2 separate regions of the Homo sapiens genome follow, and region 2 is linked to region 1. Evidence: chromatin loops called from intact Hi-C (ENCODE). Cell type or tissue: PC-9. All regions are shown on one strand. Each heading gives the region's core, and the rest is flanking DNA. Links, peaks and the distances in the headings are about the cores only.

Region 1 (15,473 bases), core at 4,495-12,494:
TTCCTTCCTCTTTTACTAATCCTCCTCAGCACAGACCCTTCACAGGTGTCGGGCTGGGGGATGGTCAGGTCTTTCCCTTCCCACGAGGCCATATTTCAGACTATCACATGGGGAGAAACCTTGGACAATACCTGGCTTTCCTAGGCAGAGGTCCCTGCAGCCTTCCGCAGTGTTTTGTGTCCCTGAGTACTTGAGATTAGGGAGTGGTGATGACTTTTAACAAGCATACTGCCTTCAAGCATCGGCTTAACAAAGCACATCCTGCATAGCCCTAAATCCTAAACCTTGAGTCACAGCACATGTTTCTGCAAGCACAGGGTTGGGGGTAAGGTTACAGATTAACAGCATCTCAAGGCAGAAGAATTTTTCTTAGTACAGAACAAAATGGAGTCTGTTATGTCTGCTTCTACATAGACACAGTAACAGTCTGATCTCTCTTTCTTTTCCCCACATCTGTAAACTAGACTTTTATCATTTTTATTATGCCCATTTCCCTCATTTTATGGCTGTATAAATTGAGGCTCAGAGAGGGCAAGTGGTTTTCCAAACATAGAACAGCAAGTGTAATGGCTGGACTGGATTCAGAGCCACATGCCCTCCAAGAACCCTTTGCACAACCTCCATCTTTCTACTGAGGAGTTTCACTAGGCCTGGCCCCCAGCCTGGAGGGTAGAGAAGATTTATTTAGCTCTCTCACAGACAATGCGAAACATTTGCCCAATTAATTTCTTAATTGCTCCCCTTAAGGTAGTGCTTCTCGAACTTCAATATGCAGAGAAATCACCTGGCAATCTTATAAAAATGTCAGATTGAACTCAGCAGTTCTGGATGAGGCCTGGGATTGAGAACGTCTTGCATGGTCCCAGGAGGTGAGGAACACTGTCTTCAGGAGCTAACAGTCCCGCTGGGTCAGGGAGCTTCCATGCGATGACTAGAGCTGCACATTAGGATTACCTGGAGAGATTTAAAACTATCCCATTGCTGGGCTGCGCCAGAGACCACTGACATCAGAACACAGATGGGTGAAGCCCAAGCCTCAGGATGTTTAAAGTCCCTCAAGAGATTCCAGAGTGCAGCTAGGGTTGAGAAGCACTGAATTAGGGAAAGTTGGTATGAATTTTTTGGTGCTAGAGGGAAGTTCAGGGGTGGGAGGGAGGCAGGAAGGGCTTTCTAGAAGAGCAGCTTCTAGAGTTTCCCAAGGGAAGGCCCTAGAACGGCACTGTCTGGGACAGGAGCTATGAGCCCCCAGTTGTTATGGGTCATCTGAAACTGCATTGAGCAAAATACACACTTGATTTGGAAAATTTGGTATAAATAAAATAAGGAAAATATTTTATTAATCACTTTGATATTGACTATATGTTGAAATGGTAAAAGTTTGAATGTATTGGGATAAAGTATATCTTAAAAATTGGTTTCATGGTTTCCTTTTGATTTTTAAAAACGTGGCTATTAGAAACCTTACAATTACATATGTGGCTTACATTTTATTTCTCTTGATGATCTAGAATCTTCATCATTAATAACTCCTTGATGATGCTTGTATATTCAAAAGTCTAAACACCACTGAGGTAGTTTGGAACTATTGACATAACTTATTGTCTGTGGTCCCTGGACCGGCAGCATCAGCATCATCTGGAAATTGTTAGAAATAAAAATTTATCAGGTCCCACTGAATCAGAAATCCTGGGAGTGTGGTCCAGCAATCAGTATTGTAACAAGCCCTTCTGGTAATTTCTGATGCATGCTAAAGATGAGGAACCACTGGTTTACATTTGTCAAGGGGGAGCTATGATCATGCCATAGGCAAGCTTTCCCTGAGTCTTTTCCCGGAGGGGAAGAGTAGCATTTCCAGGCAGGCGAGCATTAGAGAGCCAAAGGGCCTGGCACCTCCCATCAACCCCATAGCAGGAATGGGGCGAACTTTGATTGATGTAAGAAAATGAAAATAGATTTCCTTTGTTGTGTAGAAACTTTTTAGTTTGATGTAATCCAATTTGTCTATTTTCACTTTTGTTTCTTAGACTTTTGAGTTCTTGTCCAAAATTCTTTGCCCAGAACAATGACATGGAGCATTTCCCCTATGGCTATGTTTTCTTCCAGTAGTTTTATAGTTTCAGGTCTTACATTTAAGTCATTTAAGTCTTTAATCCATTTTGAGTTGATTTTTTTGTATGGTGAGAGATAGGGGTCTAGTTTAATTTTTCTGCATGTGGATATCCAGTTTCCCCAGCACCATTTATTGAAGAAACTGTCCTTTCCCCAATGTGTTTTCTGGGTGTCTTTGTGGAAAATCAGTTGGTTGTAAGTGTGTGGATTTATTTCCATGTTTTCTATCCTGTTCTATTGACCTATTTTTAGGTCAATACCATGCTGTTTTGCTTACTATAGCTTTGTATTATATCTTGAAGCCAGATAGTTTGATGCCTCTAGCTTTGTTCTTTTTGCTAAAGATTGCTTTGGCTATTTAACTTCTTTTGTTGTTCCATATGAATTTTAGGATTTGTAAAAATTTCTGTGAAGACTGTTACTGGTGTTGTGATAGGAATTGCATTCAATCTGTAGATCGCTTTGGGGAGTATGAATATTTTAACAATATTATTTATTCCAAATCATGAACATGGGATATTTTTCCATTTATGTGTGTCTTCCTCAATTACTTTCACTGATGTTTTATAGTTTTCATTGTAGAAGTCTTCCACCTCCTTGGTTAAATGTATTCCTAAGCAGATTATTTTATTTTTGTAGCTATTATAAGTGAGATTGCATTCTTGATTTCTCTTTCAGATGTTCACTATTGTGTGTAGAAATACTACTAATTTTTATAGGTTGATTTTGTATCCTGCAAATTTACTGAATTTATTAGTTTTAACAGTTTTTTTTTTTTTGATGGAGTCATCAGGGCTTTCTATATACACAATTATGTCCTCTGCAAACAGGGACTATTTGACTTGCTCGTTTCAAATTGGAGGCCCCCCTTTTTTTTCCTGTGGCCTAATTGCTCTGGCTAGGACTTCCAGTGCTATGTTAAATAAAAGTGGTGAAAGTAGGCATCTTTGTCTTGTTCTAGATCTGAGAGGATAAGGAAATAATCAACAGAGTAAAGAGACCACCTACAGAGTGGGAGGAAATATTTGCAAACTATGAGACTGACAAGGAGTTAATATCTACAATACATAAGGAACTCAAACAACTTAACAGCAAAAAGCAAATACAGCCGGCCCTCCCTTTCTGAGGGTCTCACATCTGTGGATTCAACCAAATGTGGATTGAAAATGTAGTATTTGTGGGACTTGAACATTGGAGGATTTTGGCATCTGAGGGGGGTCCTGAAATCCTGAGGGATGACTGTAATAGATTAATAAATGGGCAAAGATCTGAGTAGACATTTCCCAAAAGAAGACATACAAATGGCCAATCGGTACATGAAAAAATGCTCAGTTTCACTAATCATAAGATAAATGCAAATAAAAACTACAATGAGATATCACCTCACCCAAATTAGAATGACTATATTATTAAAAAGACAAAAAGTTTCAAATGCTGGCATGGATGTGAAGAAAGGGAACACTTAGACACTGTTGGTGAGAATGTAAATTAGTACAACCATTATGGAGACACTATAGAGGTTTCTCAATAATTAAAAATAGAATTATCAAATGATTCAGAAATTCCACCACTGAATATTTATTTAAAATAAATGAAATCTGTATATCTAAGAGAGATTCAAACTCCTATGTCCATTGCAGCACTATTCACAATAGCCAAGATATGGTCAACCTTACTGTCTGGCAATGGATAAATGGACAAAGAAACACACACACATGCACACACACACACATACAAACACACACACCATAGAATACTATTCAGCCATAAAAAGAATGAAATCCTATCATTTGTGGCAATATGGGTGAACCTGAAGGACATTTGTTAAGTGAAATAAGCCAGGGACGGAAAGACAAATAAGGCATAATCTCACTCATTTGTGGATTCTAAAAAAGCTGCCTTCATAGAAGCAGAGCATAGAATAGTGTTTACCAGAGGCAGGGGAGGGTAGGAGGAAGAGGATCATGCAGACAGATTGGCCATGGGTACAAAGTTACAGTTAAATAGGATGAATAAATTCTGGTGTTTTACGGCAGAATAGAGTTTGAGTCGAAAGTATAATACACATATGAGTTTTACCTCTACTTTGGGGAAAGGCTTTAAAGCCATATTGAATAGCAAAAGAGAAGGAAAACAAACATCCTCTACTGGCTTTTGAATAAGCTCTATGAGACCTGCAAGTTACTGGACACCAAAGGAAAAGTGATTTTAAAACGTATCACATTTTGAATGCCTTCCAAGAAGAACGGTCCAGTAGATGATGGATTTGTGGCTAAGATCAAGGGGATTAACAGCTTCTTGGGAAGTCTCCCAGGAGGAAGGCTGGCCCGAGGGGATCAGAACTGCTCCCAGTGGAAAGTAGATGCCACAGTGATGTAGCTCTGAAAGAGAGTGCACCAGGACAAGGAGAAGTTCCTCTTTTAAAAACTAGACATAACACATGCTGGTTGCATGAGGAAGTGGAAGGAAAATTTATTGCCTAACAAAATAGCCATTCTGCTAGGAAAACGTTTGTTAGGCCTATTTGTCATGAGAGGTAAAGTATCTAGTGTTGCCTGGAATGGGGAAATATTGGCAAAGAAAGCCACATTGTTTTACACAATAAAGTAAATGTGAGTCCTCCGTGTTCCAGTGTGAAATGTTTTTCACTCTTTGAGACAGAAATATTCCTCAATTCTAGTTTACACTTCTCAGTCTTCTGAGAAGTAGCTCCTAAACACAATTCTTTGGAGTAGGCCCTGAAGATAGATTTGAGGCAGGGCATGGGGCCCCAAGGAAGAATGGGCCCTGTGTGAGAGTGGGTGGCAGGGTGGGCTGGCACTGGAGGAGAGAGCAGCTTGGGGCTCCCACAATGGGCTGTGGCTGAGGGGCTGAGCCGGCATCATCAGGCATCTTCTGGCATCTGGTGTGAAGCTGCTTTCTGCTCTGCTCTGATCTGCCTTCGTCATGCTCTCTACAGCCCTCCTACTCCAATTCATCATGAGATTTTATATCCACTAACTTGGTAGGTAAGGTTCACCTGGTGTAAACTGTACCAGGTGGTATATTGGGAAAAGAAACAGAGGCGCTGCCACATTTGGGACAGAATGGAGCAGCCACAATAGAAATAAGACATTAGTGACGTTGAGCAAAGCAAGAAGACAGGCAAGGTGACCATTGGAAAGCCCAGGGCCTCCTTCTCCCACTTCTTAGAATCTTCGGAAATATTCGGGAGGGGGCCAGATAGTCCACGGAGATTATGTGTGTTGCAGGGGGTGGGCGGGGGCCAGTTATTTTGCCTGGATGCTGAAGGGCTGGAGGATTGCAAGAGAAGAATGCAGCTGAAGGTTAGTCATGGTCACGGCTGTGGTGTTTCCAGCAGTGAAACTGACAGCCATGGAGGAATATGGGAATCCACTTTCCTGGATGTATAACCTGGCTTTTCATCGTGACATTCAAAGTAATTCACAGCAGGAAACTTAACACGCACTGAGCTCTGTCTTCATCATATGAAGAGGACAGCAGTTTGCCCATTTTATAGGTGAGTATCTTGAGTCCTTAGGAGGATCAGGGTAATGTATTGAAAGTCATCTTAGGAGTCAGTGACGGAACAACAATGTGTGTGCTCTGACGATGCAGGTCTAACCCAGCAATCCTTGTTACCATTGCCCGAGTGTAATACAGGAGGTTGGAAGTGGCTTTATAAGAAAAAAAATTATGATAATAATAATGATGATGGTGACGGTTATGACGGTGGTGATGAAGATAATAGCAGCGAATATTTCAATACATTTTAACAGCTCCTTATTTGCCATACACTAAGCTAAATCATCTACTTGGATTATTTCTTCAAACTGTCAACAAACTAATTTCCATCTAGCCTGAAATTTTTCATGCTCAGTACCATTGACATTTGTGGCTGGATAATTCTTCATTGTGGGGGGCCATCATGTGCATTGTAAGATGTTCAGCAGCATCTCCGGCCTCTACCCACTGGACTCCAGCAGCAACCTCTCCTTTCCTAGTTTTGATAACCACAAGTGTCTCCAGACTTTGCCAAATATCCGCTGGGGGACAGAATCATCCCCTGTTGAGAATCTCTGCAGAATCCCGCATTCTTTTCCATCTACCTACAAGATCTCACCCACATGGGGATGCAGTCTCTCCCCCAGTGCTTCCAGTACTTGCCCCTGGGCAGCCAGGTCCACTGTGAGGCCACTCAATTCATTACATCACTCATGTTGACCATGAAGACCCTAAGTCATCAAGGAAGGTTCCACTGGGTGCAGCAAATGCCACTCAGGTAGTCAGGAAAAGTATGTGCTACAGTTAAGAAATATCTCTACCCTAGAAGGGCCCTCACTATTTTGTGTTTATTTTTATTTTAGATACAAGGTCTTGCTCTGTCATCCAGGCTGGAATGCAGTGGTGCAATTATAGCTCACTGTAGCCAGTTTTATTCTTAAAGACCTAAGACGCGGTGGCTCACGCCTGTAATCCCAGCACTTTGGGAGGCCGAGGCAGGTAGATCATCTGAGGTCAGGAGTTCGAGACCAGCCTGACCAGTACGGTGAAACCCCGTCTCTAGTAAAAATACAAAACTTAGCTGGCTATGGTGGTGAGTGCCTGTAGTCCCAGCTACTTGGGAGGCTGAGACAGGAGAATCGCCTGAACCAGGGAGGCAGAGGTTGCAGTGAGACGAGATCATGCCACTGCACTCCAGGCTGGGCGACACAGCGGGACTCCATCTAAAAAAACTACAACAATGACAACAACAACAACAAAAAGAAAACAAACAAAAAACCCAAAAAACCTAAGGCCTTAGCTATCTAGAAAGTTTGAGCCCCAAAGTAGATACATTTTTGGAGTGTTCCTCATAATCAAGATCTTCCTGCATTTGCCTCTTCAGAATATTTTACAAATGTTTGTTTTTGATTTTCCTGATTGCCTGTCTTTCCTTGAGGGCTGGGTTGTATCTTATTCATTTGTGTGTTCCTGATCCCTATTACAGCAGCTGGTATATGGTAGGGACTCCGAAAGTATTTTTACATGATGGGTGAGTAAGTGCGCCAATGATTGCTTAGTAACAAAGTAACAAAGGTCTTTGACGATTCCAGGAGCTGCACTGGAGCCAGGGCTGCTGCCTGACTGATCAGCCAAGGTAGGAGCTGAAGTTTCATGGGCCAGCAGCCCAGGTGGGCTCATGAACACATCAGTCCTGGGTAGTGTGGTGGAGGTGGGGCTGCATGAATCCATCCCCAACTGTCATATCCCAGTGTCTGATATGTCTGCACAGCTGGAGGCGGCTAAGTTTGACATTGCTTCAATTTTCTCACTAGTAAAATGGGGATACAAATGCGTATCTGGCAGGGTTATGATGAGGATTAAATTGGAAAAAAACAACTATTTCAATTGTGCTTGACAGAGAGCAGGTGTCCAGGAAATTTCATTTTCCTTCTCTTCCCTTTCTGCCTTTTCTATCTGCCTAACACCCCTCATGCTGGGAACTTCTCTTCTGTCCATGTTGCTATTGAGACTGTTAATCACATGTTCCAAACTGACCAATCAGAATACTCCTTTGTTCCTGGTTTCAGTGATTGGTCCAGCAGTGGGCACATGACCTGGGAAAGCCAATGAGAGTCTTTCGGGGAGGGGGACTCGATATAAATGCAGGGTTTTCTCTGGTCTGTAAGGTGGTGAAAATCCGAAGTTGAGCGCAGGCGGCCGGTTTGCTCACATCAGGCCTGCTAACTGGGGCTAATGATAATAATGATGACAGCTTGGATTGACAGCACACCTGCCATGTTCCTGTTGCCTTACAACCACTATCTCCAGCCTCCCTACCGTCTAGCATGTGCCTTGCTCCATACCTGCCTTCCTGAGGTGCAGAGGACAGCAGCGTGGAGAGATGGAGGGACAATGGGTGCCGATACTATTGTTTCGACACCTGCATCCGGTTTTGCCTGAAGTCTTTTCATTTGCTGGATATCTTAGTTCCATGAGTCAATATTCTTCTACTTCTTTTTAATCCAGTTTATTTTAGGTTGTTGTGACTTCCCATCAAGAGGTCCTGACTAATATATGATTCATCTCTTTTCCTTCTTTCTTGTTTTTCTTCCTTCCTTTCTCTGCCCTCCCACTCCCTTCCTTCACCCTCTTGCTCCTCTCTCCCCTAGGGTCCTTGTCTCTCCTAGTTCCTAGCCTGGATCCCAATTTTGTCCTTGTCTTTCTGTCCATTCATCATATCCGTGGAGTCCTCAGATAATTGTCATACTGACTCCTAGACATTTACAGATTATAATGCAGATCTTTCAAGGCTCATAGGCACACAGCTCTATTAGGAGAAAGATGCGGTGATGTTGACATTTTGGATGAGGGGGTCAAATATTGTTCAGCTCCAGTCAGAGCCACACTTCATATTGCAGGCTTCTGCCTGGTTCATTTTCATTTTTATGCAAGCAAACCATCACAAGAGCCCGCCTGTGTTTACCCCCTGCCCAGGTGTATTATGAACATTGTCTCTAGTTCCTACCTGTGGCTCACATAGCTAAGGACAGCAGGGCTTACCTGGCTGGGGCTGAGCGTCTCAGGTGAAAAGTGCCACCTGGAGGTGGGGTTGAGAATGAACTCCGCCTGATGGCCATGTCTGGGTCTGGCACCCCAGGAGTCCACTAAGCAGTCATAGGCAAAGGATGCCATTTGTCTCTTGGGTTCACTAGTGCAGTGGGTGACTTCTGCCAGCAGGGAGTTGGTGGATATTGCAGGGTTGGACTGTGTTTTTCAGAGGAGCGGCGATGAATTAGCCCATTTATTTTCCCATGGTCTGAAACCCAAGGAACATCTGTCTGAGCCACAAGCGGCACGTTTTGTGGCTGGTGGGAGGACCCATGTTGCAGGGTTTGATTATGCCCATCAGCCGGGGTTGCTTGGAAGCGTCAGGGAGAGCTGGTGATTAATCACCAGGCACAGTGGCATGGATCCCCTGTGTAATTATCCCTATTGCCCTCAGAGCCGATTATGCTTCCAAAGGGTAGCGGCTTTCGGAAGGAGGTGAGTGCAGGCTGGCCCCTTTGCTCACACCAGTCCTGCTAACTGGGGCTAATGATGATAATGATGACAGCTTGGATTGACAGCACACCTGCCATGTTCCTGTTGCGTTACATCCACTATCTCCAGCCTCCCTACCGTCTAGCATGTGCCACCTTCAAGGTCTTGGCCGTGTTCTTCTAACGCTGATACTGTTATTTACTTCAGTTTTTTCTTTAAATCAACTCAATTTTTTATTTAAATGTATTTTTAAAGTGGGGTACAAAAAATTAGAAAGAATGAATAAGACCTACTATTTGATAGCACAACAGGGTGACTATAGTTAATAATAACTTAATTGTACATTTAAAAATAACTAATCAAGTATAATTGGATTGTTTGCAACACAAAGGATAAATGCTTAGGGGATGAATATCCCCATTCTCCATGATGTAATTACTATGCATTGCACACCTGGATCAAAACATTTCATGAACCCTATAAATATATATACCTACTATGTACCCCCAAAAATTAAAAATTAAATAAATTAAAAAATAAAAAAGTAAGATTTCCAACTCTCTTCCAAGTAGAAAACTAGTAAGGCTTTCTAAGAATGGAAAGAAACCATACAAAATATGACATAAAACATACAACTAAATGCTGGTTGGTAGTATTGCCTGTGAGGACCCAGCTGAGCCCTGCACCCTCTTTATTATGATGGGGTCTTTAATAGAGGTGAGTGCTGACCTGAGACTTTTTATGTAACCAGAGAAATAGAAGGGCAGTTAGAAAAAATAAAGCACTTCTCATCATGTCTCTACTGGTATACCTCAAAAAATCACCAAGGTCTGTGTCTCAGGCATCAGGGGTGTTCATGTATTTGACTTCCCATACTTCTCACTCCTCAAGTTGGGCTCTGTTACGTCCATTTCAGAGTTGAAGAAACAGAGCCAAAAAGAGGTTGCAGAGAGAGGATGTTCAAGAAGGGGGATTCCAGCCCAGGCTCTGGAGATAGACCATCATTGTTCTGTACTAGATGCCATGTGCCAAGTTCTGAGCTTGGCACTTCACCTTCATTACCTTGTTCTATCCACATTCCTGCCCTGTGGAACTGTTATGGTTTTCATTTTATGGGGGACACAGAGGCTCAGTGGGGTGCAGAGATGGTCCCAAGCTCTCCTGGCAGTAAAACAAAAGCAGAGTTCTTGACCAGGGCACGGGGTGCTGCAGAGGACACACATTCCCACTCTCAGATGCTGCTTGTTCTCTCCACAACCAGCTGTGGGGCAGCTGCTTTGCCAGGGGCCCTGAGTGTCGGCAACAGCCAGAATAACAGGGAAGCAGAGAGGGAGTTTGCTGGAAGGGCTTGGGGGAATGCACAAATGTAGGGCAGAAGCTGGAGAAATGGACCTAGAAAGAACCAGAGCCTAGGCACTCTGGTGTCCGGGAGGCCTCAGGGCTGTGGCCAGAAGACATAGGCACCTTTTCTACTCTTTTGGGGGTCTTCTCCTCAAAGGTGGGGACCTTGAGCAAGAGGGTCCAGTGGATCTGCTCAGGTTACGTGCCTCCCCTCTGGGCAGGGTGAGATCCTTGTTTGGAGAGTCCCACCCAGCAGGATTCACACAATAGGAAGTTGGGGCGGGGGGATCAGGGTGCTATCATAAAGGGTAAGAAGGCTAAGACTAACCTCCGAACATGCAGAAGTTACCCACTATATGCCAGTTGGCCCTGTGCCAGGGGGCCTTCTATCATACTATCCTGTAGAGGTAACAAGAAGTCCCAGCCTCAAAAAGGGGCTGGCAGGCTGGGTCCTAGTTCTTCTTTGCCATGGCTCCAGCATGGACTTATACCCTGGATTGGTTGTCTCATTTCAAAGCAGGGAAAGATCTCTGAGAGCTTTGCCCAGCTCCCTGGATGCTCTGCTCCAGGTGATCTTGGCACCCTCTTCTGGGTCTGGCACCCACACACTGGCACACCTTCCATGACCCTGAGGCTCATGCAGCCTCCAGACTCACCTACCAGTTCTCTTCCTGGGATTCTCAGCTTTCTAGCATACCCTCTTCCAGAGGTGGGAGACCTCCAGTTAAAAACAAAATTGTACACAACCGCAGCCTCATTTCCATTGTTTAAGAAATTAATTATCTTGGTGTATCTTTTCCAATAACAGCTTTCATTAAATTAAACCCAAGGCATTTATATTCCCTGGGAATAACAGGCTGCTTATATATGGCGGGAATGTGCTGGAATTTCTTTAGAAATCAGCACATTGGCTATTGAGGACTAGCTGGTGATCACAGGTATAGGTTTTGAAGTTAGATTGTCAGGATTAAAATCCAGGCTCTGCCATTGCTGGCTGTGTGGTCTTGAGCAAGTTACATTACCTCTCTGTGTCTCGGCTTGCCCATCTGTGCAATTTGGACAGTAAGAGTTCCTATCTCCCAGGCTTGTGGTAAGGATTAAACACGTTCATGTAATGATCAACAAGGTTAACTATGAACATGCTCACAAAGACACACATGGGCTCTTCTGGCGCAATAGGGACGTGGCCTGGAAGCTCACTGCCACGTGGCATTTGGGACCACAAGGGATCAGACCTCATCGTCTGTGCACAGATAGACAAGATCATAAAGAGGAAAAATTAGCATCGGGAAACTGGTTATTTATTTAAGATTGAAAGCGGGAGAAATCTGCCCTGGACATCTTCCCCTCTCCTCTGTTTGTTTTGTCTGCCAAACAGAGGCAGTACCCCCTCTCCACTCTATTTATTAATTGAGTAAACTCCGTGATCCTAAATGCAAACAAACATGGGGCCAGCACAAACAAGCACGTGCTTCCTGTACGCGCCACTTCTGAGTAGCAGCCCGAGCAACAGGTGGACTGGCTGGGAGACAGAAACGGCTGCAGAAGGCGCCTCCAGGATTTGGCGTGAGAGCCCTGCAAGGTCAGCCCATGTGCTCCTTCTTTGTTAGATTGTTTGTTCATTCATTTGTTTATTCATTCCTTTATTCAAGTGTTTAGTGAGAACTTCCATGTGGAAGACAAAGACCTAGCTCACAAGGGGTGCATGGTCTAGGGAGCTAGGTGTGGACAAAGAGCCACGTAGGATGTCAGTGCTGAGATGTGGCAGCCACGGGGAGCTATGGAAGGGGGCAGAAAGAAGACCCCAGAGCTCAGGGAAGGCCTGCAGGGCAAGTAGGGAGTTGTCAGCCCAGCAAAGAGCCAAGAGTGTGAGGAGAAGGTCTGCCAGCGCCTGAAGGGGAGAAGCCATGGTTCACCAGCTTCAAGAGTTGATACAGTTGAAAGCATCATCTCTCCATGGCCAACATCCTGGGCTGTGGCTTTAATTTGGGCATAGTGTGTGCCTGCAAAACCTCGGCTGTATTCAACCTAGTCTGCCATTGATGGAGTGAGAACTGCCCCCAAATTATTTACATTCAAATTTGGAAGCAACTGAAACCCAACAGTAGGAGATTCATTACAGTAATTCCATGGAAATGGAATAATACGCTGTCGTTAAAAGTGTTCAAATCTTTTATGGTTATGATAAATCTAATAATAAAATCGAGACAATATTAGAATATATATTTTAACATTTTCCTAGTTTTGTGAAAAAAGCCCCAAATATCTGTATGAGCCTAGATAAATGACAAGAAAGGAAAACAGTAAGATTTTTATAATGGTTATTGCTCAATGGTTGGATTTTTAAAAATACTCTTCTATAATTTCTAAATTTTATGCCCTGAGGATGTATTACCTCCATAGTCAGAAAAATTATGAAAGGTATTTAAAACCCAAACTGGCTTTGGGCATGCAGAATGCTTGGTTATTTCTGAAGTATAAAAATAACTCCCCCTCTGTCCCATCAGCACGCGTGTTGCAGGGAGTCTGACGTTGCTCGCTAAGTCTCTTTGGTCGTTTCATACTAATGCCCTTTGCTCCCCTGATTATCTCTCTGAGGTTGGGGCCGGGGGATGGGGGTGTGCTAGGCCTCCTGGATGTCTGTCTGCTGCCAAAACATCCTCTCCTGTCTCTGTCTCATTGGTGCATTTTGATGAACCTGTATTGCCTGGTCACTGCGCGCTAACCACCAAATTATGAAACATTTGTGCTGCAAGGGAGCTGAGAGATCCTTAAACTCAATGAACCATTAGGCATAAGACACACACACACACATACACACGTGAATACACACAAACACACAAACAGCTTGGCTGCTCTGGGTGAAGCATGTGTGTGTTTGGGGGAAATTTCCTTCCCCACCCGTGGTCGTCCATTTGCCCATGAGCAGCTTCCGAGGCAGGTCCGTGGACCCCAACGCTGTGTAACACCGTGTGAAAAACACAAAGGCTTGCAGCCCTCTCACTGCAGACGTGGGAACACGACTCTGTTTAAAACCCTTCAAAGCCCGCCTTCTTGCCGTGTGATGCTGCCTGGGCCAGCAGGGCAGGTCACCACGCTGTCTCTTCAAAGCAGCTCGCTCATGCCCACAGCGCTGGGCACAAGGGCAGCCACGAGCTGTTTGATTTCTGCGTCCCCAGCAGATGGCTTGGTGCACAGGGGCAGGGCTCGTCTGTCCCTCTCACTGCTGCGTCCCAGGCTATGTCTCCACCATGTAACTTCAGACAAGTTCCTCAGCGTCTCTGTGTCCTGGTTCCCTCATTTGTAACATCAGGATATTGATAAGGATCATAGTAATAGGGATGTCCTTATGGGGCCTCATGAAAATGAAGAGTTCTCTGTGATGTGCCTGGAACCACAGAGGGCAGCAAGTGGGAGCCACAGAAAGTCATCTCTTTATCATAGTTGTCATTGGTAACTATGACGGTTATCAAGGGCAGGGGTCTCCCACCTTCTGCATCCAGGCCTTGTCATTCCTTATAAAATTTTCTCCTTTCAAGGACTTTCAATGCCCTGAAAACGGAATGCTCCTCCCTGCTCCCCATCAGCTGCTGCAGAGCCCTGAACCCCTTGAACTTGCCTTGCTTAGTTCTTTCAGGGGCTGCCTTGGATGCCACCTCACTTCCCTCTTCTTGGCTCTGTGGCTGTCAGAGGGGCTGGGCACTGGGTTACTTCATCAGTTCCTGGGTGTTGATCGGCAGGAAACAGTGGTTTCCTGTTCATATCCTGCCTGAGCCTGGGCCGGGTGGAGGTGTCCTGCATGGAGTCTTGTGAAATCGCGTGGACTGCAACACCCAGCAGCGCGGTGAGTCCACCCTGAAATCCACAGTGACCCACGCGGCATGTGCTGGGAATTGAACGCTTGGGGAAAGAGCTGGGCTCCAGCGGATCAGCCCCGACCAAGTCGTTCCCACAGCTCAGGACCGGACGCTACAAGCCCACTTTGTAGCAGTTTGGCGGACGGCAAACTTTTGCAACACAGTGCAAAAACCATTTAACACCTTTAAGGGAATTGGAAATGGGTTTTTCATGTGTGGTGGTGCTGAAAATTGAGAATAATGACAGAATTATTAAAAACAGCCTTCTCGGCCTTAGACTCTTAATTGCCTCTGGTCTGTAAAACTGACAAATAAGCACTGTAGAAGCCACAGATGAAATATGTCGTCTTGGGAGCCCTGGAGAATTGTCTCTGAATTCTTTTGTTTATGGATTGTAGAAACTGCTTTGGGGGTAGTTGGATGTAGAAGCAGAAGGACAGAGTGGGGAGCTGGGAGCAGGAGGCCTGGGTTTGTCTCCTGAGTCTGTTTCCACTGGGGCCTGAGGCTCCCGTGTGAGGGAACATGAATGGGCCAGGCACATGGGCCCTGTGGGGTGACAGAGCTGTGGGCTCCATGGTGGCTCTGTGGGCAGCTAGCTTGGGGATGGCTGAGATAAAGACAAGTAGTTTTCCTTCCTGCAGGACTTCTCAGAGCCTTTAGTGTGGTTATAATGATAGAAAACAGTATTAAGTCCATACCCTGAACCAGAAACAATGCTAAAAGCTTTGCACTTGGCCTTTTTTTTTCTTTTTCTTTTATCAACATGTGTGAGGACGGAAGCTTAGGCTTACAGATATGGACTCATTGAGAGTGAGTGGACGTGTCTGATCTTTAACCCAGTTCTGTCTGACCAAAAAGCCTGTGCTCTAACCACTGTGCACCCCTGCCTGTCTGTCCTGTTGAGAGAACTGTAGGGAAAGCCTTGAGATTATGTATCCAGTGCTCCCCTCCTCCTGATTGGAAGATGGCAGCTCAGAAGGTTAGGGTGCCTTCTCCTGTCCTCCGAGTGGTTAGATGCACGTGTCCTCTTCTGTCCTCTGCTCTTCCCACATCCCTCTCTCTCTGGTGCTCTGGTGGAGCCCCTGGGATCAGGGGTCACAGGAGCACCTGGGCCATTTGCATGGTTGTTGGTAAAGGGTG
Region 2 (15,473 bases), core at 3,562-11,561, 62 kb before region 1:
TCTTCTGGATCATGTTTTTGGTGGTGTTATCTAACACATTGTCATCAAGATTTTCTCCTTTTTTTACTAAAAGTTTTATAGTTTTATGTTTTACATGTATGTCTGTGATCCATTTTGAATTAATTTTTGTCTAAAGTGTGAGATATAGACCCAGGTTTATTTTTTTTTGCTTATGAACATCTAATTGTTTCAGAATCATGTGTTGAAAAGGCTAGCCTTTGTATTATTCTCAAAAATCAATCAACCATACTTGTGTGGGCCTATTTCTAAACTCTCTATTCTGTTTCAGTGATGTATATATTTATCTTTTCATCAATACTATACTCTCTGGATTACTGTATTTTTATAATAAATCTTGAAATTATATAGTGTGAGTCCTCTAACTTTGTGTTTCTTTTTCAAAATGATTTTGCGTATTCAAATTTCTTTGCCTTTCTATATAATTTTCAGATCAGCTTGTTGATATCTCTAAAATATTCTGCTAGTCTTTTGATTGGGATCATGCTGACTTTATAGGTCAATTTGGAAAGAACTGTCATCTTGGCAATACTGAGTCTTTCAGTCTGTAAACACAGTATATCTTTTCATTCAATTAGGTCTTCTTTGATTTCTTTCATCAGTGTTTTAACATTTTCACTAAATAGATCCTATACGTATTTTAGATTTGTAAATGGAGCTGTTTTAAAATTTTTATTTCTAATTATGCATTGCTGGTTTATAGAAATATAGCTGATTTTTATAGATTAACTTTATATCTTGTGACATTGCTGAAATTGATTTTCGAAAGTTGAATCAGCCTAAAATTCTCAGGATAAACCTCATTTGGTCATAATGTACTATCCTTTTAATATATTTCTGGGTACTATTTGTTAGTATTTTGTTGAGAACTTTTAACTCTAGATTCATGAGAGATATTGTTCTGTAGTTTTCCCTGTAATTTACAAAAATTTGACTTTGTATTATGGTAATATTAGTCTCATATAATCAGTTGAGAAGTTTTTCTACCTTTTATATTTTTTGGAAGAGACTGTTGAATTGGTCTTTCTTCTTTCATATTTTGCTAGAATTTATCATTGAAGTCATCTGGGCCTGGAGTTTTTTGTTTTTATTTCTTGAAAGATTTTAAACTATAAATTTCACTTTAAAAAAATATATAGGACTATACAGGTTTTCTGTTTCTTCTTGAGAAAGTTTTCGTAGTTTTTCTTTATTAAGAATTTGGTCCATTTCATTTAAGTTGCTGAATTCATTGGCATAAACTTGGTCATACTAGTCCTTATTCTTCTTCTAATATATGTAGAATCTCTAGTGATATCCTTTCTTTCATTCTCGTTATTGATAATTCTCTCCGCTTCCTTATTTTCCCTCATCAGTCCCCCTAGAGGTTTATTCATTTTATTGATCATTTCAAAGAATCGCTTTTGGTTACATGCGATTACGTTGGTTACTTTCTCTATTGTTTTGTTGTTTTCCATTTTATTGATATGTGCTCTTACCTTTACTATTGCTTTCTGTTTGTTTGGATTTATTATGATGTCTTTTTAAAATTTCTTAAGGTGGAAGCTTAAACAATTGATTTGAGACCATTTGAAGTGAAAGATTTCACACATGCATATTTGACGTGGACTGACTTTTCTTATCCAAGTACAGAAGTAACTGCAGTGGCCATTTAAAAATATAGCATGTCAGTAGCTGTGCTAGTTACTATAAATGTTCACTTTCCCAAAAATCTTTAACTGTCTGCTCTCTGTGATGTTTCAGTAATATTCAGTTAATATATTTATTTCTCATGACAACACTGATAGGTTGTAGAAACGGAGGCTCACTAGCAACTTGCATGTGTTTGCCCAGTGGAGAGACTGAGATTTGAACCTAATAATAACTGATCATTTTTTTCCAAGCCAGAGCATTGGCTTGTTCTACACATTTGCTGAGCACCTAATCTGTGCCAGTACTGTTCTTGCTCTCTGGGGTACTTGGTAAATGAGGGCAGTCTGATTCCTGCCCTCCGGAACTCTCAGTCTAGAGGAGGAGACAGACGTAACACATAATTAGGATAACAGTTATTTTATTAGAGTGTCATCGAGTAAATGGTTCTGCAGGATTTTTACAGCTCTCTGCTTCCTAGGTTTATTTTGATGTTGTGGAGCGCTCAACAGGAAAAATTGTGGATACATCCTTGATTTTCAACATTAGGATCAGTGATGTGAATGATCATGCACCCCAGTTTCCAGAGAAGGAATTTAACATCACTGTGCAAGAAAACCAATCTGCAGGTGTGTGCGGCTGGGGGGCTGCCGGGCTTCCTTCTGTCTCTGCTCTGTTCCTTTTCATTAATATTGATGAGGAGCTTGATCCTAGTCATCTTCAGGGAGAGTTTTTACTGTTCACATCTCAAAGATCGCAGGCCTTGGATCTGAGCGAAATGCTTTGAGGTCCGTAAGCCTCATTTTGTATCGGCAATAAAATGATGTGGGAATTACATCAGTGGGAAGGGTTGATATGTAAATGCCATTCTAAAAATAAAGCCACATGCAGTGAGGGAGAAAGAGCTGGGTGATGAGCTTCTGCATATCTCTGCACATTTTTTGTCTGTAAAATGGCAACACGATCACATCTATAGCCTCCGAGTTACAGATACTGTGCATTCTTAAACCCAACCGACTCTTACTAGAATGTGGATTTATTTTAATAACAAAAATCATTTTTTTGTGTAATCATCTCTCCAAAAAATTCCAAGAAATGAAAAGACTGAAAAAGAAAGCATCTTTAATGTTACCCATGAGAGATAACAACCATTAGTGTTTCAGTTTGTATTCTTTCAGCATTTTTGTGTGCATTTTCTGTGTGTGTGTATACACATGCTGTGTGTTAAAATTATATATGTGTATGCATTCACACATTTTTATGTATAATTACAAATGCATATTTGTATATACATACATTTTTTCATCTTTATCATAGTACACATTGTATATGCGTATATGGTAAATATTTACACATATTTGGTGTGCTTTTTCACAGGTGCATATTTATAAATTTCCTCTCTAAAGGTGCAATTTTACTGTTTGTAACCTGATATTTTTCTAAAATACCCTGTTGTGTAATATTTTATGGATGTGCTTTAAAGTATTTGACCGATCTCCTATGGTTGAACATTTATGTTTTTTTGCCACTTTCTGTTATTTTCATAAAATATATTTCAATGATAAAATTTAAGCTAAATCTGTGTCCCAATCAAGCATTATTTACTTAGCATGAATTCAGAGATGTAGACTTGCTGGTTTGCACTGTGCATACAATGTAGGGGTCCTCATTTGCTGACCTGCCCCCAGTCCACGAAGATGCTTGGTGTGTTGTTGGTCTTTGATAACTATGTGCTTGAACATTTTGCTATGTTTCTTCACCATTTCCATGTTCTATCAGTTGCTTTTTCCTTTCTTTTCTTCATTTTTCTGTTAGTGTGTTTGTCATTTTTCTTGATTTTAACCTCTGCAGTCTATATTAAGAATATCTGCCTGCCATGTATGTTTCAGATATATTTTCCTGCTTTATCATTTTCTTTTAAATTTTGTCCACAGTTTTTTGCCAGAAATTAAAAGTGTAATCTGATCCACCAATGTAAGTCTTCTGCATTGGCAGTCATGATTAGAAAGTTCTTGATCTTATAACTAATTAAATATTCATCCTTATCTTTTCTAGTATGTCCATAGTTTATTTTATATTTAAACATTCCACTCATTTTGGTATATGCCCCAATGCCATTTAGCAAATAATTCATCCTCTTACTGGTTTGATAGGCTACCTTTATCTGATAGTAACAATTTTTAAAAATTCTTTCTAGGGCAACCTATTTTTCAGATGTTAGCAGTCGATTTGGATGAAGAAAACACTCCAAATTCTCAAGTCCTTTACTTCCTCATTTCTCAAACACCATTACTGAAAGAAAGTGGTTTCCGGGTTGATCGCCTTAGTGGAGAAATACGACTCTCTGGCTGCTTAGATTATGAGGTTATGTGGATTTTATTATTTTTTTTAAATGAAATGTGTGGCCCATCCTTGAGCCCCAGGCTTAGATTCTACATTTGTAGTGGGGAACCCTCTGTGGCTAGATTTGCTATTGAAATTCCTAAACAGAATATTTCTTTATTAATATTTTCCTTTCCTGTATTTGAGGGGCTTAACTTTCCTTTTCCTCCCACATAGACCGCTCCTCAGTTTACACTGCTAATCAGAGCCAGGGACTGTGGAGAACCGTCACTGTCATCCACGACCACCGTTCACGTGGATGTGCAAGAAGGCAACAACCACAGGCCTGCATTTACCCAGGAGAACGTGAGGCTCCTGGGCCGCCCCAACGTCTAAGCCCCAAAACAAGTAGCCCTTGGGTCCTAGGCTCAGTTTTTCTCAGAGAGGGTGTTAGGCTGTTATCATATTGCTGTGAAGAAATACCTCAGACTGGGTAATTTATAAAGAAAAGAGGTTTAATTGGCTCATGGTTCTGCAGGCTTTACAGGAAGCCTGGGGCTGGCACCGGCTCAGCTTCTAGGGAGGCCTCAGGACGCCTATGATCATGGCGGAAGGACGGGGGGAGCAGGCATGTCACTCGGTGACAACAAGAGCATGCAAGACACGGGAGGTGGGTGGGGAAGAATGAGGAACGAGAGAGGTAAGAGGGGCCACACACTTTTAAATGACCAGATCTCATGTGAACTCAGGGCCAGAGCTTCCTTATCACCAAGGGGATGGCCGGAGCTATTTATGAGGGATCTGCCCCACGATCCAAACACTTCCCACCAGGCCCCACCTCCAACACTGGGGATCACATTTCAGCATGAGATTTGGGCGGGGACAGATCTCCAATCTATATCGCGCAGTCACCCAAGATATGTGCAATTCTCCAAAGTGACTTAAGCTAGAATCAAGAAGCCAAATCATATTGACATAGAAGCAGTTCATAATGGTCACATGAGCTTACATTTTTGACTGCTGTATGCCAGAAACTATGCTAAGAACTTTTACATGCATTTTTTTCATTTTTGATTATTGAAACTACAACACGATTTCTGTTTTACAGATGGGAAAACTGAGGTCTAGGGGAAGACAGGGAATTCCTGTTTACTTGGAGTCAGGGGTTCCTATGCTCAGCCCAACTGACACTGGGCCAGATGATTATTTGGAGTGGGGGCTACTCTGTGTGCTGTGGGATATTCACCAGCATCCCTGGCCTCCGCCCAGTAGATGTCAGTAGCACCCCTCAGCTGTGACAACCAAAAGTGTCACCAGACATTGCCAAATGTCCCTCAGGGAGAAGAATCACCCTTGGGTGAGAAGTCTGCACCTGAGGTTTTCACACCGTGTTCAGGATTCTAGAGGGAAGGTGAGCAGGTAGGCTTTGGCCTCGCCTTCCATACCTTACCTTATCCAAGTACAGAAGTAACTGCAGTGATCATTTAAAAACATTGTATGTCAGGGTCCACATGGGATTTCCCAGGCTGCAAGACTCCCAGCCTTTAAGAAAGCATTGAAAACCGCTGTGTAAGATGGTTTGGGATGGGTGCCCCACCTAAGGCATGTGAGATGGCTAAGAGATAAAATAAGAATCACTCAAGATCTATTTCCAATATTTTATTTTTTACTATTCTATATGTATTTTTAAAAAAGTAAATATCCACCATATTTCCTTTCTCCTGACTCTCTTTCTTGACTACTGAGTTAAAACCCTCCCTCTTCTTTCCTGGGACACACTGTAGCTCCTTTGTGCTTTCTTCTGCTTAGTAGTGTTCTACTTAATCAGTTTTATTTATTTTATAAATCCCCCTACACACACACACACACACACACACACACACACACACACACACACTCAGCTCTCAGCTCCATCAAGGACGGAATTTTTGCCTGTCTTGTTCATGGCATCTGAAATGGAATGTGGCACATAGAAGCTGTTGTTGAATAAATGATGCAAACAATTATTTTTAAAAGGTGTCGTTTAATTAGAAAAAAAACCTGTATAAACCAAAGTGAAATGTTTGCAAACCAAAGCACCTCACCAGAAGTATATAATAACTACAAAATAATATTATGCTTGAACCTTGTTTCAAAATCTTTTCCTGGCTTGGTAAAAAGCAATGCTCTCAAAAATATGGCTGGAAAAAAAATATACCCTCTTATTTTGAAGTGCTTGTCTAGAAACATTGCCTCCAAAAGTATTGAATAACAAGCTATTTTGAAGATCTACATGTGTTAGAAAAATGATCACCTTAATCTGAATAACCACAAGTGTCCTATTTTAGGGGAAGAGCTAGGATTTTTAGAGAGCATAAACTAGGATTGTGTATTATTATTTTTAAAATTCTTAGAAAAAATAGGGCATTGAGTTGGATTTAAGAGTACTTTAAGAATTATTTAGCGAGTCACAGGTAGGAGGGGGCAGATATTCCAACGGATGCACCTTCTGCTGTAACAGACGGAGTTGCAAATCCCTTAGGGCAGGTTTAGCAGCATGAGGAATATCCAGGGTGTTGTGATGAGGAGCAACATTCTTTCTCCTTCTCTCTCTTGCTCTCTCTCTGCTTCTCTCCCTCCTTCCTCTCTGCTTTCCTTTTCAATTGTGTTTTTGTTTCCATGACATGGACATGATGATTGCTTCTTTCAGTATAAGGTTCAGATTCCTGAAGGCCGAGCCAGCCAGGGCGTGTTGCGTCTCCTGGTTCAAGATCGAGATTCTCCATTTACATCAGCTTGGAGAGCAAAATTCAACATATTGCATGGCAATGAAGAGGGGCATTTTGACATTTCGACTGACCCTGAGACCAACGAAGGGATATTAAATGTTATCAAGGTAACACCATACCGGTGACATACCAACCAGTTAGTGGCAGACGCTGAGGCCTCTTCTGTAGGATCACTCACAATGAACCAGGGAGCTAACGTCCGTGGATGCTGGGTGCTGAGCCCATTACGTACCACACGTCACCAGGCAAGGAAGGCAGGGTCTCAGTGCCACTTCTGTGTGTGGGCTGAGGACTCCTCCTACCAAAATGATATCAATAATAAAACTTATTTTGATATGACTAAATACTTCACCATTTAATTTTTTGTTGTTGTAGGCAAAATGTAATAGATTTACATAGGCCTTAAAATGATTATTCTTTTTCAGATGTGATTAAAAAATGAAAACATTTTCTTCAACACTAAAAGTTCTTTCTTTTCATCTGAGTTTTCAATGTTTAAGACTTTTAAAGTTTAAAACAAATGGGAGTGCATCTGTGTGGCTCCAAGAGTATGGAGAGCCCCTGGCACTGTGCCTAATGGAGAAGCTGGCCTGGAAGAAAGTATTAATATTACCATCTCATTTACTGATTAGGAAACCAAAGCCCAGAGGGGTTAGGTCCTTTACACAAAGCCACACAGCTTGAGGGGTGGAGTGGAGGATCCCACTGGGGCAGTCTGACCCCAGTGCCTCTAGTCTTCATTGCTCACAACCAGCCCTAGAGTGACCAGGGCCTCTAGTGCAGTGCAGGGCAGGTGAGTCACCTGGCGACAAGGCAGACCTGAGTCAGCAGGTCTGGCACAGAGCCCAAGATTCGCCTGCCCATTTGACCAGCTCCCAGGGGATGCTGATGGCCTGCGGACCGTGCTATGAATAGCAAGGCTCTGTAGACGCTGCACCAGATGCCTGGGGTTGAATTTTCAAAATATTCCCAGGCTTTCAATCCTTTTAAGTCAACTGACCACTTTGTACCCTGAATAACTATGATCATTAATATCTATATTTCCCTAAGTTCCCCTGATTTTTTTGCTGCATGGTTGTCTCATTAATGTTTCATTAGGCTATGGTTTTTGTTGCATTTTTCATTACCCTCTGAAGGATGGTGGCTCTTTTCAACCAGCAGAGGAGGAGGGAAAAAATAAAAGAGAAAAGAACTCCATAAATGATTTGAAAATGAGCTGTAGACTGTCTTTTGATCATTATCAAAGACAACGTAAATAATAAATGAAGTGCAAAAGCCACAAGCTCTGAGTTTGCAATGATGACTCGGCGCTGGGCTTCCTCTGGCCAGAGGAGCAGCAGGTGCTAATGAAATCCTCTCTCTGGGGTTCCAGCCTTTGGATTATGAGACTCGCCCAGCGCAAAGCCTCATCATTGTCGTGGAGAATGAGGAGAGGCTCGTCTTCTGTGAGAGAGGAAAGCTTCAGCCGCCAAGGAAGGCAGCAGCCAGCGCCACTGTGAGTGTGCAGGTGACAGACGCCAACGACCCACCAGCCTTTCACCCCCAGAGCTTCATTGTCAATAAAGAGGAGGGCGCCAGGCCTGGGACCCTGTTGGGAACTTTTAATGCCATGGATCCAGACAGCCAGATAAGGTGAGAAGAGAGGGCCAAGAAGGGCGGTTGTTTAAGTGGAAATAGCCACATAACCAAGAGGGCTCCTGTTAGAAAACCAGCTCGGCCGGGCGCGGTGGCTCACGCCTGTAATCCCAGCGCTTTGGGAGGCCGAGGCGGGTGGATCATGAGGTCAAGAGATCGAGACCATCCTGGCTAACAAGGTGAAACCCCGTCTCTACTAAAAATACAAAAAATTAGCCGGGCGCGGTGGCGGGCGCCTGTAGTCCCAGCTACTCGGGAGGCTGAGGCAGGAGAATGGCGTGAACCCGGGAAGCGGAGCTTGCAGTGAGCCGAGATTGCGCCACTGCAGTCCGCAGTCCGGCCTGGGCGACAGAGCGAGACTCCGTCTCAAAAAAAAAAAAAAAAAAAGAAAAGAAAACCAGCTCCTTGGACGTGTTCACGAGGTTGCCTCAGTCTCCGTGATGAAAATACAAGAAGCCACAGTGCATGACCACTGACCTGAGTTAAATGTCGTCTTCTATCCATAGGTTTTTCTGACCCCAGCAGAAGAACTCACTTGTTGGTTTTCCTTTGCATCTTCCATGTGTTCCTTTTGTATTCTTTCCTTTGTGTTAGAATAATCCGTTACATTTTTCTGTCTCCCCCTCTGTACCAGAAGTTATAAACCAGTACCTCTCTTGCTTCTGGGCAAGAAAAGTGAGGGTTTTTTTTGTAAATTGTGGTAAAATATACATAAAATTTACCATTTTATCCATTTGTAAGGGTACGGGTCAGTGGCATTAAGTGCATTCACATCGTTGTGCACCATCACCTCCCTCCATCTCCAGAACTCTTTTCATCTGGCAAAACAGAAACTCTGTCTCCATTAACCACTCATTCCCCCTTCTCCAGCTCCTGGCCTCCACCATTTGACTTTTTGTCTCTCTGAGTTTGATGACTCCAGGTCATCAAAGCAGAATCATACAACATTTGTCTTTAGGTGACTGGCTTATTTCACTTTGCATAATGTCCTCAAAGTTCATGCACGTTTAGCATGTATCAGAATGTCCTTCCTTCTGATGCTGAATATGCATATGTGGTATTGACACATTTTTGTTTACCCACTCATCCATCGATGGGCACTTGGGTGGCATATGGCCTGAATCTCTTGATGTTCTTGAAGAAATGGAAGAAATTGGCATTTTTGGGTCTATGTTCCATGAGACCATGATCATGGGGACAGAAAGGGGTCATGAGTCATGCCCCTTCTCTCTCCAGGCTGAGCTCAGCAGTTGGCCCCAGACCCCATTCCACCAGCTTCACTCATTTCTCGTGCTTACTTGGCCTTGGTCCACACTTCAGTGTGAGATTCCTCTCCTTACAGCAACACTTCTCAACTTATCTGTTGGGAATGGCTAGATTTTTTAAAAATTTACAATTCATTATGGAGTGATAAGTTTGCAAAATATAATGAAATGGAATTACTAGAAAAATTTTCATGCACTAGGTGGACATGACAATGCTGATGACTCTAAGGGCTTCTCAACACTTGCTCTTCATTTTTGCAGTTATCTCATTGTGAGCAGCCAACCAACAGCTCACAGACCCCTTCTGGTGCACAGTGGTGCACCTTGAGTTAGCAAGGCTCTTAAGAAGTAGCTGTCAAACTATAGTGTGTATCAGTCTCTGGGGGAACTTGTTAAAATGCAGATTGCTGGGCCCCACCCCTACAATTTCTTTTCTTTTTTTTTTTTCTTTTTTTTGAGATGGAGTCTCTCTCTTTCACCCACGCTGGAGTGCAGTGGCATAATCTTGACTCACTGCAACCTCCACCTCCCAGGTTCTTGTGATTCTCCTGCCTCAGCCTCCTGAGTAGCTGGGACTACAGGCACATGCTGCCACGTCTGGCTAATTTTTGTAATTTTAGTAGAGACGGGGTTTTGCCATGTTGGCCAGGCTGGTTTCCAACCCACCCATAGAATTTGATTGAGAGGTCTGGGGTCAGGACTGAGATTTGCATTTCTAAGAAGCTCCCAAGGGTGCCCATGATGCTGGCTGGGGATCCCTTTAGGCACCACCAACAGGAGCCTTTCCTAATTCATTGCTGTCTTCCTGTCTCTTGAGGATGGTTGGCTCATACTTAGGTCTCAGGAAATGTTTGGACTGTGCTGAAATCAAGAACTAACAGTCCATCATTTTAGCCTCAATATGGCTTTTTCCAGGAGGCAGGATGAGTGTCTTTTGTGACAGGGTGGAGGCATGATCTGGGTTGGGGGCAGCTTTGGTTTCCTCTAGTTCTGCTTCATCTGCATTAGCTGAGGGAGCTGCCTTTTGGCCTGAGATAATCCACAGAGGAACTCTGAGTTTCTTCCCCTCGTTTGTAAACATTGCAAAATCACAGTGCTTCTAAGGAACTTCTGGAACTTTCCCTAAGAGGTGAAGCAGTGCACAAAAAGCTTCAATCCCTTTAAAAACTGTGACCCACGCAACATGAGAGAGGGATCCTTGCTGACCCTTTGAAAAACATTTGCCCAGAAGATGAAGGAAAAGCATAAGGAGAAACTGCCCCTCTCCGCACCTTTCTGGGACCTGCACTTTTTGTTGTTGTTGTTGTTTGCCTGAGTCCAGGAGGTTCCTGCTGCGGTGCCCTCAACAGGTAGCTGGGGTGGCAACCTGGCAAGGTTGCAAAGGATGCAATCCAATGGCTGACAGCTCTCAGGAATGCTGGAGGGCTTGGCGTGGCCCACCCCTTACAGTGGTGTCAGGTTCACATAGGTGAGGGGGATGTAGAAGACCACTTTGAGGAATAGGGTTACCCAACTGTGAACTGCCAGGGCTCTGCTGCAAAGGGAACACACCAGGGGTAAAGTCCTAGGTTTCTGTTGCAAGGGCAGGTTGGTTTTTCACACTAAGCTAACATCATCTACAGGCCACTGAAGATGGGTTCCTTTCCAGGATGAATCATCTCCCCAAGGCAGACAAAACTATGTTCAGTCCAACAAGGAGGGGGACGCTTGGTCTTCTGGTGAATGTCAATTCCACAGACCTAGGAGAGTCTTTAGGCTGTCCTCCCTGTGCTTCCATTCCTTTCGTGAATTAAACACTCTCGTAGTTTAATTGCTCTTAGAATTTCTCAAATTACTTGTGGTAGAAATAGTGTTTCTATGACATATTTTGTTTTTTTATGCAACTTTTTTATCTTTTAATGTAAGTTTTTAATTTTAAAAATTGCTGTCCGTTTTCCTTCTACAAGATATGAACTGGTTCATGACCCAGCAAATTGGGTCAGCGTCGACAAAAACTCCGGAGTGGTCATCACCGTGGAGCCAATTGACCGAGAATCCCCTCATGTAAATAACAGTTTTTATGTAATCATCATTCACGCTGTTGATGATGGTGAGTGTTTACCCAAAATTGGAAAAATAAAATGCTCATTCTTGCTTCCTGCGGGAAAATAACCCTGGTGAGCGTCTTTCAGCACAGCAGAGAAAAGGATAAAATAAACCTTGTTATCACTCTGCATCCATGCTGGTGATTATTTTTGGTAATAATTCTTAAAATGGTAAACAAGGGACCAATACCATCGAAAGAGGGCAGTATTCATTCAGAAGAGACAATTAAACCAGCAAGGAGGCTGCAATCAAACCCAGCATCTTTTTCATCTGTTCATGAGCTAACTCTTTAGCTCTTTGTCAAAGCCAATGATGTGTGATAAATATTTAGCACAGCTTCCCTGTGCTTGGGATGGCATACGAGCTCAGATAAATGGGACTGTAAGGGACACATTTGTCATAAACCAGAATGGGTGGTTTTATAAGCCTGTTTCAGCATTTTTCTCTACACTCTCCTAAGGCTGAAACTTTAAACACACCAAAGCAGAGTTGAAGAAATAAAAATGTTCAAATAACTTTAAAATTGTATTTAAGAAAGTCTGTGAACTAAAACCCAAGCTCCAAGTGATATATCACTATACGTTCCATTCTGTAATTAACTAGTGGAATGTTGGCGGGGGGCAATGGAGATATGAAACACGTGTTCCTAATCAGCATTAAGGGAGGAGAAAAAATGGGGCCAGTGTTTCAGGGTTCCGTCATTCTGTTATGGATGATTTTATGATTGGTACTTTTTTTTTCCTTTATTTTTTGCTTTTTGTATTTCAAAAGCTTTTGGGGTACAAGTGGTTTTTGGTTACGTAGATGAATTATGCAGTGGTGAAGTCTAAGATTTTAGTGCACTGGTCACCTGAGTAGAGTACCTTGTATCCAATGTGAGATTTCTTAGCCCTTGGCTCCCTCCTCCCCTGCTTCTGGGTCTCCAGAGTTCATGATATCACTCATGCCTTTGTGTATCCATAGCTTAGCTCCCACTTATAAGTGAGAACATACAGTATTTGATTTTCTATTCCTGAGTTATTCACTTAGAAGAATGGCCTCCAGCTCTATTCAAGTGTCTGCAAAAAAACATGATTTCATTCTTTTTTATGGCTGAGTAGTATTCCATAGTATACATATGCCACATTTTCTTTATCCACTCATTGGTCGATGGGCATTTAGGTTGGCTCCATATATTTGCAGTTATGAAGTGATGATTGCCACTTTTTTGAATTAGAAAAAGTCGTTTTAGATAATTGTAGATTCACTTGCAGTTTTAAGAAATAATCTAGTGGATCCTGAGTATCCTTTGCCAGTTTTCCCCAGGGGCAACACCTTGCAGGACTACAGTGTAACCTTGTAACCAGTACATCAACGCGGAGACGCAGCGCATTTGCCTCCCCTTGGGGACCCCCATGGTGCCCTTCTTTAGTCACACCCATTTTCCTCCACCCCACCCATCCTTGATGCCTGGCACCATTGATTGACCTTTTGTTTTTTTAATGAAGCCACATTCTACCTTGTTCTACAAGTGATTTGAGGTGGTAAGTGCTTTATTAGCTTACCCAAATATTCTGAATGCTCATAAAAGCAGGAAAACAGATCACGTGCATGCCAGGAGAGCTTATGACGTTGAAAGGGAAACAGTTCCAGTATTTCAGGAATATTTTTTTTCTGAGAGACGGAGAGTGCTCATTCTCCAGAGCTGTGTGTGCACGAGATAAACAACTCCTGAAACTTCCTCCCCATACAAGGCTTCCCACCGCAGACTGCTACAGGGACCCTAATGCTCTTCCTGTCTGACATCAATGACAACGTCCCGACTCTCCGGCCACGTTCCCGCTACATGGAGGTCTGTGAGTCTGCTGTGCATGAGCCCCTCCACATCGAGGCAGAGGATCCGGACCTGGAGCCGTTCTCTGACCCATTTACATTTGAATTGGACAATACCTGGGGAAATGCGGAGGACACATGGAAGTTGGGGAGAAATTGGGGTGAGTTTTTGTATTGGTTACGGGCAAAGAGTGGAAAATGCCAGATATCCAATTCAAACAGATTTAGGCAAAAAAGGACTTTATTAGCTTAAAAAACCGGAGAGGTCTGCGTTCTGGCAGAGCTGGCTCTAGGTGCTCAAAGGATATCCCTGGATATCCTTCCCACACATGGTCTGCCTTTCTCTAGGTTCCTTCTTTTTTAGGAAACTCTCCTCATCAGGGGGTAGGAGGCTGCTGGGAGTCCCTGAGACATATTCTTGCATCTGGCAAGAAGGGTGTTTCCAGGGAAGCTCCAGGATTGACGTCACTGTTTGGCCTGGGTCAGCTGCCCTGTCAATCACTGTGGGTGGGACTTGGGAGGGCGGATGTGCTGATTGGCTGGTTCCCAGCCCACACCTGGACCTTGTTGGGATCTGGGCTCACCCTCTCCTGATTCATACTGAGAATTCAGGAAGTGTGGGCTTCCCTAAGGAAACACTGGGGCACTGTTACCAGAAGATGAACATGCTGAGCAGGTTAAAAGCAACTGGCATCCACTGTCAACACTCTCTTCTGTGCCTCTAGCCGTGGCGTCTGTAGACTGTGGCACGGTTTCAGCTGAAACTGTGTGCTCAAGTTTGTAGTTCTCAGACCTGGAGTGTGTGGTAAAGCACTTCGCCTTGCCCAAAGAGAGGTCTGGTCTTTGTCCTTGGGGTCTGGGTGATCTCTATTGGGGTATCATGTCTGACACCAGTGTCTCTTTACCTGGGGTGTCTTGGGCTGAGCCGGATAGGGGCAATGTGATTTACACTGGGGACTTCTGGTCACATAGTATCAGTCTATTACCAGAGAGGCTGGAGACTGAGGCCGCCCACCTGGGAGGCCCACCAGGTTGCCTGACCAAGCCCCAGGAGGACACTGGAGCCTGAGGCTCAGGTGAACGTCCCTGACTGCAGCATCCCATGTGTGCTGTCCCTCATCGATGCTGACCTGGCTTCTCGGGAGTGGATGATGAGAAGCTCTGCTACTGGTGCTTTTCTGGACTCTGCCCTAGGTGCCTCTTTCCTTGTGTGATTTACGTCTGTATCTTTTCCCTGTAAAAAACGGCACCATCACTGTAACAACTTTCAGTGTGTTCTGTGAGTCTTTCTAGAGAATTGTTGAACCTGAGGGTGGTCTTAGGAATCCGTGAACTTGCAGTTGATGTCAGAAGTGAGGGTACCCTTGAGGACCCCTCCCTCTAACTCTGCAGTTGGCTTACTTTCATACAGAGCTTGGCCCGTGCAGGGCGTTCAGTAAGCGTGTGTTGAGCAGATGAGCAGATGAGTGAGTCAATGCATGCCATGTTCTTTTTCCCTTTGCAGGTCAATCAGTTGAACTTTTAACCTTGAGAAGCCTGCCACGTGGTAATTACTTGGTGCCACTCTTCATTGGAGACAAACAGGGACTTTCCCAGAAGCAAACTGTCCATGTAAGGATCTGCCCCTGTGCCAGTGGGCTCACATGTGTGGAGCTTGCAGATGCAGAAGTGGGGCTTCATGTGGGGGCCCTGTTCCCTGTCTGTGCAGCATTTGTGGCTCTGGCAGGTCAGTGGTCTGTAGGGGTGTCCTGGGACTGTGGCTCCTCTCCCCAGGCAATAGGCCAGGGGTAAGGGGCTTGCTGGGGTAGGGGACAGCGGTGGCAGGATTGGTGGAATGGCTTTGAGAATGACTTCTGGGTGTACTCAGGCTCCTAGATGTAGATCAGAGGTTGCCATGCTGGCCAGGCAAGATCCCTGGCCAGCAAAAGCAGCTTCTACT

Evidence for each region. Peaks named below come from ENCODE experiments on the same cell type or tissue, not always from the same donor. Only the 100,000 strongest peaks of a DNase experiment are listed, where the experiment ranks them.
Region 2: it touches region 1 in a loop (4-fold over the local background); 9 of 110 quality-filtered maps call a loop at or near these places.

What each region holds. Positions count from the first base shown.
Region 1 is chr20:60,041,689-60,057,161 of GRCh38, forward strand. It overlaps LINC02910 (long intergenic non-protein coding RNA 2910), which reads left to right and starts at 14,237. Exons shown (of 4, transcript NR_161293.1): 1 at 14,237-14,320. In PC-9, for the core only: CTCF peaks have their summits at 8,659 (motif pointing left) and 8,867; DNase peaks (open chromatin) are centred at 4,623 and 8,693; H3K27ac peaks cover 451 bases.
Region 2 is chr20:59,980,795-59,996,267 of GRCh38, forward strand. It overlaps CDH26 (cadherin 26), which reads left to right. Exons shown (of 18, transcript NM_177980.4): 5 at 2,129-2,276; 6 at 3,845-4,011; 7 at 4,207-4,335; 8 at 6,659-6,844; 9 at 8,110-8,369; 10 at 11,584-11,726; 11 at 13,456-13,695; 12 at 15,039-15,260. Among named protein-coding and RNA genes, the nearest start is that of CDH26, 30 kb to the left of the region's middle. RefSeq lists an enhancer at 13,438-13,970. In PC-9, for the core only: CTCF peaks have their summits at 5,218 (motif pointing right) and 5,417; DNase peaks (open chromatin) are centred at 5,307, 6,517, 7,557 and 8,057; H3K4me3 peaks cover 440 bases; H3K27ac peaks cover 2,780 bases.